Linked DNA regions of Mus musculus: region 1 is linked to region 2. Evidence: chromatin loops called from intact Hi-C (ENCODE). Cell type or tissue: heart. All regions are shown on one strand.

What was found. A loop is a pair of places that touch in the nucleus more often than their neighbours do. Peaks named below come from ENCODE experiments on the same cell type or tissue, not always from the same donor. Only the 100,000 strongest peaks of a DNase experiment are listed, where the experiment ranks them.
Region 1: a loop joins it to region 2, with 4 times the contacts of the local background. A loop is called at or near these places in 15 of 42 quality-filtered maps.

Annotation. Positions count from the first base shown.
Region 1 is chr14:46,700,098-46,705,097 of GRCm38, reverse strand. No RefSeq gene overlaps it. Among named protein-coding and RNA genes, the nearest start is that of D330046F09Rik, 29 kb to the right of the region's middle. In heart, a CTCF peak has its summit at 2,116; DNase peaks (open chromatin) are centred at 677 and 2,037; H3K4me3 peaks cover 713 bases; H3K27ac peaks cover 1,289 bases.
Region 2 is chr14:45,991,781-45,996,780 of GRCm38, reverse strand. No RefSeq gene overlaps it. Among named protein-coding and RNA genes, the nearest start is that of Gm34499, 230 kb to the left of the region's middle. In heart, a CTCF peak has its summit at 2,930 (motif pointing left); DNase peaks (open chromatin) are centred at 2,920 and 4,590; H3K27ac peaks cover 794 bases.

The DNA.
Region 1 (5,000 bases), 710 kb before region 2:
GGTGAATGATTCAGGAGGCTGGCACGGGAGGGTCACAAGTTTGAGACCACCACCACAAGAAAAAAAATGTAGTTCTCAGAAATTGGCTTCTGAGATTAAAGGGGAAACTATATAACCTTACTGGTTAATATTTCATAACCAGTAAGCTTTGGATGGGGGGGAAATTGAAGAAAACAGAACAAAGTGTGTTTGGCAGACTTCTGCTGTCTTTCCTGCCTACTCAACAAGCTCAAAGGCAAGGACCGTGTTTCTCTTGGTGGCTGCTCTCTCTAGGGAGGTAGAGTTGTTTTGTATAATTCAGCTGACATTACCTTAACTTCGGGACACTCACCTTGGAAAACAAACAGTTTGATACCCAGAAACATCTAGAAACTTCCCAGAAAGCAATGATCTTAGCCTGTGTTAGAAACAAACCAACAAAGCTTACTCTTCCTCCTCCCTGCCCCCACTCCTGTCCTCCAGGCTCCAGAAAACAAGTTTGTTGAGCAGGGAAGGGAAATGCCTCCAGCCAGCCAGTCTGAAGACAGGAATGCTGGGCAGGAGATCCGATCCACAATCGGAAGGGTAGAAGGGGCCGATAAGGCTGCATCAGTCACCAAAACAGGTTTCGGAGGTAAAGTGAGGAGGGCCAGGAAATTTGCGATAGGATCGCACTGGGCTGTTAAATCCTGGCACCCAGCGCAGGAGTGGTGACTAAGAGACACTATTTAAACAACAGAGTTTGCGCAAGCGCAAAGGCTCCCTAGCCAAGCTCCTGTGTCAGATCCTCCTGGAGCTTCTGGTCTCTCAGAAAGTACCACGTCTGTGGTCAGTGTCTGCACTGGGGCTGGAGATCAGCTGTGTGTTCATCTCTAAACATTTGAGTCTCTTTTCTAGGAGTACACCCCCCCCAGCCCCCCACTCCAGCCTGCTCCCTGACCCCCACATCCAGGCTGGTCTTCAATTTTCAATCTGCCTGCTGATCAGCCTCAACTGTTGGGAGTGAAATGAAGGTTTTCTGTGGCCCACTTCCCTTCGAGCAGAAGTAGACTGACTTTGGTTAATATCAATACAAGACACGTAACTACGTTTCTCTTGCTTTCTCCTCTTTTCTTGGAAGTACGTTTTTCTGGGTAGAAAGACAGCTTTGGACAGTTGTGCATTTTTCGGTCTCTGGAATTTTAGTATATGGTCCAAACCAGTCGGACTGTATGAGCTGGGCGTGGTGGTGCAAACCCTTAGTCCCAGCACTGGGGAGGCAGAGGCAGGCGGATTTCTGAGTTCGAGGCCAGCCTGGTCTACAGAGTGAGTTCCAGGACAGCCAGGGCTATACAGAGAAACCCTGTCTCGAAACAACAACAACAACAACAACAACCAAACAAAAAAACAAAGAGAGAGAGAGAGAGAGAGAGAGAGAGAGAGAGAGAGAGAGAGAGAGAGAGAGAGGCCAGTGTATCAGGACGTCACTGTGCCTGTCACATTTTTTTTTCTTGGAGTGTGTATATTAATGTGGCCACACATTGCGTATGGTGGGCGGGGACACCCTCAGGTGCTGTCCCCTCCTTTCTTTTTTCCTCTTCAAGACAGGTTCTTTCACTGGCCTGGAACTTGTCAAGTAGGCTGGTTGACCAGCCAGTGAGCCACAGAAGTCCACCTTTCCCGCACTCACGGCCATCCCAGCCTTTCTTCACCTTTGTGTGGGTACTAGAGACTGAACACAGCAGCAGGGTCTCACGCTTGCAGGGCAAGCACTTTCTGGCCGCGTCCACCAGGTGGAGGATTCTGACAGAGCGGACACCTGTTTCAGGGTGTTCTGATTCTTGTTGGGGGAGCTGGGTGGCCCTAAGCATAGCAGACCCTACAAGGGAAGCAATCAGGTGCCCACAGCAGGAGCCTCCCTTGGCCAGTAGGGGTGATCAAAGAATGGAAAGCCAGGGCCAGCACTTTTTTCAGTCCCATCGGTCTATGGTGAAATCTCAGGCGTCCGGTGTGCTTGACTCCCAGATCGAATCTTCGGAAGAGGCTGGTGGTGTGCCTGCTTCGGGATCCAGAGGCCAGCTCTCTGGCTTTCCCCTGGGAGAGCATGCCCAGGCTGGTAGGGTTGCAGTGTGGCTTAGAACCAGGAGAGAGTGCGCCCCCTCGGGAAAAGGGAGAGCTGTAATTCTCAAGAGTAGCGCTAGAGGTCGCAGCTCGAAAGGAAAGTGCCACTCAGACTCCAATCTGACCTCAGCCCCCCCCCCCCCCTGTTTTAATCTCTGGAGACTTTCAGGCTTTCTGTGCTGTTACTCTGAGCCATGGCGCTTTTCTGTATTTGAGGGTCACTCTCCAGGCAAACCTAATTTATTCTCCCTGTCCCACTGCTCCTCACGGTAGGAGAGGCATGTTAGGTAGAGGCATGTGAGAAGCTCTGCCTCTCAGAGAAAGGCAGAACCCCCTTAAGGGGACACTTTTGTCTTCCTGCATTCCAGGGTCAGCTTATATCCTGTTGTTGTTGTTATTATTATTATTATTATCATTGTGGTTGTTATTATTGGTTGTTATTGTTCTTATACTACACAGATATGTAAGGCTGGATATACATGTCTACACTCACAAAAACATACTATTCAAAATAACAATAGGAATGGAATGGAATTGAGTTGGGAAAGCCTGAACCACTGAGAATAGTTGAAACCCAAAATTGATGTCCAGTTCTGTATTTGCTTTATATGTTGAACGTCAGTGGGGCTAGGCTAGAGAACCTTCATGCACTCGAGTGATATCCTGATATATAGGATAATTGATTCGAGACCCTTGGGAAAGGGTCGTTCAACCACAAAGGGGTCTCAAACCACAAGTTGCAAACTGTTGTGCTATAACATGGGATCACTGAACTTCATGCTAGCTGAAATAAGCCTGTCACAAAAAGGCAAATAATGGACGGTTCTGCTGTTGAAAAGTAGCTAGGATAGTAAAACGGAGAGACAAAAATTAGTGCCTCCCGGGAGATAGGGGGAGGAAGGCAGGAGATCACCTTAGGGTCACTACTGTGGTGTAAATAAACATCATGACCAAAATCAACTTGGGGAGGAAAGGGTTATTTTGCTTATTCTTCCTTATTACAGTTCATCACTGAGGGAAGTCAGCGCGGAGACTCAAATAGGGCAGGAATCTAGAGACAGGAGCTGATGCAGAGGCCATGGAGGAGTTCTGTCTACTGGCTTGCTCAGCCTGCATTCTTATAGCATCCAGGACCACCAGCCCAGGGGTACCCCACCTACAGTAGACCAGGCCCTCCCACATCAATCACTAATTAAGAAAATGTCCACTTGCCCACAGCCCAGCCTTACGCAGGCGATTGTCCCTGCCTTCTTGGATAACTCTAGACTATGCCAAGCTGATATAAAAACTGGCCAACACGGAGATTACAATTTATTAAATAATGAGTTTCAGTTTGGGAAAGTGAAAATGTTCCAGAAATGAATAGGGGTGGCGGCTGCACCATTCAAATATACTTACTGCCACTGGATCACACGTTTAAAATGGTTCAAACAGGCCTGGGGAGGAGGCTCATTTGATTGAGTACCCAGTTAGCATGTCCAAGGCCCTTGTTTGATTCTCAGCACCACCGAAACCAGGAGTGGTGGTGCACTCCCAGCACTCCCAAGGGAGCGGCAGAAGGATGGGAAGTTCAAGGACATCCTTGGGTACATAATAAATTTGAGTCTAGCCTGAGCTACATGAGACCCTATCTTTAAAAAGTGTCAACATGGCAACTTGTGTGTATATTTTTCCACAAAATTCTGATAGAGCAGTTTCAGACTCAGTAAGAGTTCTGTGATTTGAGATTGCTCCCCCAATTCTGGGCCCCACAACATGAATGGGACACTACAGCCAACCTGTGAGTTGAAATAACACCAAACACTGCTGTCACAGTTCTTATCGTAATTCATTCTTGGACAACTTCACACTTGTACATAGTACATTCTGATCACACCGTCCCTTCTCCGTGCTAGTTTCTCCCAAAGCTAAATTGATCCCGTGGAAAGATTTTTCTTCATTTGGCCTTCCGTTTGTAAAGGGAGGTGCAGCTGATGGTTGATCAATCCCAAGAGTCTGCCTAACTGGCAAAATGCATAGTTTGGGGGATTCTTTGTTGCCACCGAACTCAGTGGATACCAATTTACAAACCCCAAATTCTGAGAGTCCCTGCTTTGCAAATTGGCTTGGGTGCTGTTAGTTCTTCCACATGTGTGCATGGCTGTGCGTGGCTGTGCGTGGCTGTGCGTGGCTGTGCGTGGCTGTGCGTGGCTGTGCGTGGCTGTGCTTGCTCAAGGTGCATTAAGCAAGAGAAGAATTATAGATAGCCACAAGTTCCAGAGCCGGATTCAGCTCACCACCTCCCTCAGTGGCCACTGTAAAACACAGGGCCAGACGTAGGCCCTCCTTAGCTCTCTCTCCACTTTTATTGAGCATCTATGGTAGGTTCCAAGACAGCAGATAAATAAGGCTTAGTCCTTGCCCTGGCAGAGCCCATGGCCCAGCAGGGGAGGCAGCTACATCAGCAGCTTACCATAATGCAGCAGCGTGATAAACTGGGTCATAATGAGATGGGCAGAGAGGCAGGGGAGCACTGGGGAGCAAGTAAATCTAATAGTATCGTGGGGTTTGCCAGGTTTTACAGGAAGAAAACAGATTGCCTAAGACTTAAAGTTAGACCCCCCAAGCTGAGACGTGGGCCCATTTCCCTTCACGTTGACCCTAGATTTGCATGGTGTTCTTCCTGTAAGCATGTGCAGTACCATGGCTGGTGAATTCTGGGTTAAGGATCTGTGATGGAAGGCAGGCAGGCAGGCAGGCAGGCAGGCAGGCAGGCAGGCAGGCAGGCAGGCAGGCAGGCAGGCAGGCTGGCTTGTGGCATTCATCAAGGCTCCAGCTTGCCAGAGGGAAGGTCAGCAGCTGTTACACTTCTCTCTGAAATAACTGCAAGGCCTCATACTGTTTCGAGTGTGATCCCTAGCGCAGCCATATTGGAGTGGGGC
Region 2 (5,000 bases):
TCATTGTTTACCCTGGATGAGAAAACAAAGGGGGAGAAACATGATAATGAAATCATTATACGTAAACATTAGTTCTCTCCGTAGTTTCCTCACACTGTCCCCCACTCCTTAAAAAGGACCTGTACGTAGTGATTTGATTTGCTTCATACTGTAATTCTTTAAATAGCCCCTAAATTTTTCCTCAACAGAAACATGATACCACTTGGCTGGTAATAACTAAACCCGATGCATAAATATAATATTTCTTCCTTAAATTTTTAAATTAGGGCATCATATTTACAGGTCCGTTTTTGACATACATCTTTTAAATGGGGTATTTGATGTCAAGAAGGGAAAGGCCCATGAAGACAAATTGCTTCGATGCATTTATGTTCTATTTTCCTTTTTTTTTTTAAAAAAAAAAAAAAAGTAAGTAGTTGAGAAAGACTAGTGTCTTTTTGCAGTTCCTTGGGAAATAAGTAGAAAAACCATGCATGCACACCGTGAAACTTTAACAAGGCAATGCATAGAGTTTTATGCTTTCCACAATTAAGATTTACCTTAAGTCTCTTTTCACTCACTCCCAGGCCAAAGACCACCAACCTGGAAACAATTTCTGATTTTAATAGCCACCATTAATATCTATGAAAACACAGTAAATGCATAATTTTCACATCAGGATATGAAACCACAAGAAGTGAATTATTTATATGAACTACATAAAAGAAACTTAGCATTGCCAGAGCTTGCCAGACAAAAGTAGCCCTTGTGATTTCCGTTCATTAACAGATTCACTCAACTTCCACTGCATGCTTTGCACCAAGACAAACGTTTTAATGGTAAGAAACTCATAATGTGCAACTCTTGCCTTATAGACAGGTTGACTCCAGTTGGGAAGATGCACAAATTTGTGCTCATGAGCGCACACACACTTCTATGTACACGTGTGATCAAGAGCCAATAGTGCTCACTGCATACAAAAGTGGCTTAGTTAGTGGCTGAGATGAAGTTGTGATCACTACTATCTTAATAGTGTAAGACGTTGTCATGGAAATTATGGGCATGATTCCAAAAGATGAAGTGATGGACAAAGATCTCATTACTCACAGGTGTATGCATCTAATTGAAAAGAAATTTGTGTTGACACTCTATTACCCTGGATAAATATTTGTATTCCTTGACATCTCTCCTCCTTTGTTTACTCTTTATTCCACACCCATCAGCTGCTTCTTTGCTCATAGTACCTGTTGCTATGATTTCTACATGTTATACCAGACATTGTAAGTAAAAAAGTGAGTCTCAATTTCTGAGACCCAAACAAGATATAGTATATGAATGGTACATTCTAATGTGTAAGTAATATAGCCTCATCCAGATAGAAAAAAAAGGAGATAGATTGATAGGTGATTGATAGATAGATGTAGAGATATAGATAAATATGGATTTTCCATAGAAATTGTATTGAGAGTTGTAAGCCCTGCCTCTTGAGAGTCAAAACAGCCTACTATAGAGCAGTCTGTCTCTGTGAATGAATGACTTAAGCTAGATAGTATCCTGGTATGCATGCTTTGTAAATAACTCTTTAACATGTTTATAAACCTACCACTCTAGCCTTTTATTTTCTGCTCCTAAACTTTAGCATTTCCCTTGTTAATTAGGCTCAGCCCTAAACAACATATTGTGTTATTAAGAAATAATTACATGAAGACAAGTAAATTAAAATCAGGTAGAAATCTCAAGGTGTCCTTGGTATGGTAGTATACACCTGCAGTGCCAGCATGAGTTAGATTAAAGAAGACGAACTCCAAGTTTGAGGCCAGCCTGGGCTACATCATGAGAGCCTGTCTCAATCCTACATCCTACACTCCCCACCCCAAAGCAACTGCAGGATGTTCACAGCATAGTTGAGATTGTTTTTGTTTTTATTCTTCTTGGGTTTTTATGGCTTATTACAGTGCAATAGTACTGTGACATGAATGCCTATGATGTGAGAGAGGTGACTAGGGTGAGGGCTAGACCGTTTGAGATGAGAGTCTTTTTCCAGAGCTCAGAAACTTTCATCTTTATCTCTAAAACATTTTGGCTTTGTTTTTCTTTACAAATCAGTAAAACGTTTTGCCTCTGTGTTAAGCCTTATTCAGGGAAATCAAGCTTGTATCTTCCTTAACAAATTGCCTGCTTTCTGTATCACAAACATAGACAACTGCTTTCATCTATCAACCCAAAATAGAAATAAAATTTACAGCCTGTTGTTCAAATTAGGCCAGCTGTGAATTCCTCTCAGCTCAGGGAGGTTTTATGGCCAACCATTCTTAAGAAATATGTGTTAATTTTACCAATTGAAATTTTATTTATGAAGAAATTCCATGTACTCAGGAGGATGGCATGGATAGGCTGGCTTTGTTGCAAATGAGTAACCCAGATCCTATAAAGATGGAAGAAGGGCCCAAGATGCCCCTTCAGTGAATGAAGCACTGGAATTTATTTTCCCACTGAGGTTAGGGATAGCCAAGACCTCATTCGGGGCCATGCGTCTATAACCTACCAAAAAGCTGGAAGACAGTCACCATTTCTGAGATAAAGCAATGATCTCTATGGTTTAAAAAGATGAAATACATAGCTAAGACTTGAGCGATTAAGCAAAGGCTACAAGAATTCATCTCTCAGCTTTACTCATTTCTGTCACTATTTTATATACACTGAAGCTGACTTCAGTAATGGAAGGCATCCACTTCCTTTATGTATGTGAATTATGTTTCTGGGGCTCTCAGCATGAGAGTGGTACAGAATTCTTGATAGGCTGAAGAGAGGGGCCACAGATTTTATAAGTGCCTTGTGCTTTTCCTCTCAGAACCTGCTTTTCACATTTCATTTCTTTCCCTGTCTTCCTCATCATTCTTTTTGTGGTCAGTCGGGTTGCCACCCAAACCCACAGTGACACCTGCTGGCTAATCAAATATGGCCCGACTTGCTGCAATCAAAGCAACCCAGGGAGTGTGTTAAACTAGCATTAACTACTACAAGATTCTTTCAAACTCAGGAAGGTGAGAAAAGCCTGAATGACTATGGTTAAGGGTTGTTTTGGAAAATCTTCCCGAGGCAGTAAACATGTAAAATGTAAAAACTGTGGGTTTCTTTCTTTTCTTTTCTTTCTTTCTTTTTTTTTCCCCCCTTTGAGAGTTTTAAGTACAACCTGGACCATGAACCAATTATTTAATTGTGAGATAGAAGTTATGCAAATAATTCATGGCAAGTCACTCTTTGTAATGTTTGCATCAGTCACATTTTTATTGCATATGGTAGCACGTAACCATCACGAAACAAAGTTCCCCAAAGAACAGAATACGCACATGGACGGTTCTTTTTTCTCTCTGACACAAAGGGTTAAGTTGTTAGACTAACACAGTCCTTCTTAGGATTCTTCACAACTTTCCCAACCTTTGAGGAAGTTTCTTTACTAAAAAATATTGATATTTGCTCAATTGTAGGGATTTTATACATGAGTAATTTTGGTGGGGTACCTTTTTGTGGATGTTTGCTTTATTTCAAGCAAATCCATTTCTGACTTGAAAGGACAAATTCTGTTTTGTTTTGTTTTGTTTTGTTTTAAAGACAACAGGGATTTTTTTTTTAATGTGGGGACATTTCTTAAAATATTGACATTTTTCATTCAAAGGTTAAACTCGAGGAAAAGCTTCTCCATACACGGGCTCATAGTTGAAACAAGAGGTTGTCCCCAAAGGCTTGTAGCAGCCGATGTGTACTGGACAGAATTCTTGGCCCTCTTCATCCTCGCTGTGTGTTCTCAAAGCCAGAACTTCATTTAAGCATGACCTTAGAAGATGAGTGATCCTCTCAGCATTTCCTGGTATTTGGGGAAAGGAATGTTTTTATTTGACTGCAGATGTCACTGGGTTTACAGGAAGGATTTGGTAACACATTCATGCCAATACTGCACTTACCCCGGATTTTTGCTCTGTAGGAAGAACACATGTCAAGGCTCACTGTTTGTTAAATGGGGAGGTTCAGTACACCAGAAGCGTCTATTATAAACATTGTGACTCCGTGCAATTTACAAAATGTTCTATCTCCATTAAACAATAAACCCTTGACCCCAGAGCTCAGTTTGGGGATTCTGTGATTCGAGAAGGTACACATAATGGATGGCGATAATAAATGAAGAGGTCAGAAGGTTAAGAAAAACTGTTTAATTATTTCTCTCTCTCGAGTGTGTGGGCTGCAGATGAAGGTGTGTTTCGTCTGCGGTCCTCCTGGAGAAACCCTGTACGGACGGGACCCACCCAGGCAGGCCAGGCCAGGCAGGGCAGGAAAGCAGGTTGCTGGCCCTCAGCTGTGTTTGTGAACTCGTCGTCTCTAGATACCCTTCCATCTCTGAAGCTTTGCAGCTTCTGCCAGGAGTCCCAGTGCCAGGCCCTGGGTTCATCATCTGTTTTCCGAAGAGTTTGGATTTGTTAGCATGAGAAATTCATTGCTCACAGTTGCTTCCCAGCTGTGGCACTGGTGAGTGCAGCCTTTTTGCCTTATTTATTTGTTGAAAACTATGTTCTGTCCTCTCTTGGAAGTTCTCTTATGTAACCAGTCCTGGATGCAAGCCCTCGGGCACTCAGTCTCAGGCCCTCAGCTTGCTTGTCAGTGAAAGACCTCCCCCTCGAGCAGACTCCTCACTTGAACTTCACAAGGTCAGGGTGTCCGCCTGAGGGCAGGACGTGGCAGTTCTCAAAAATCTTGCTGTTCTCCAATTCCTGCCGTGGAGAAATAGATGAAGTCTGTAGACTTGGGCTTTGGTTGGAGAACTGGGACTGGGATAGGGGGGGTTCTCAATGTAGCTTGAGAAGCAGGTGAAAGGACCTTCTAGAAGCTGTTCTGCCCAAAATTCCTTCAAGAGTCCAGTGTGTTCAAAGCAGGAGCCAGCAAGGAATGCTTTGTCGGTCTCCCTCCATCCAGGGTTTGAAGGTTAGAGGACACTTCTGTGGTTGCCAAATAAAGGCGAATCCTTTAGT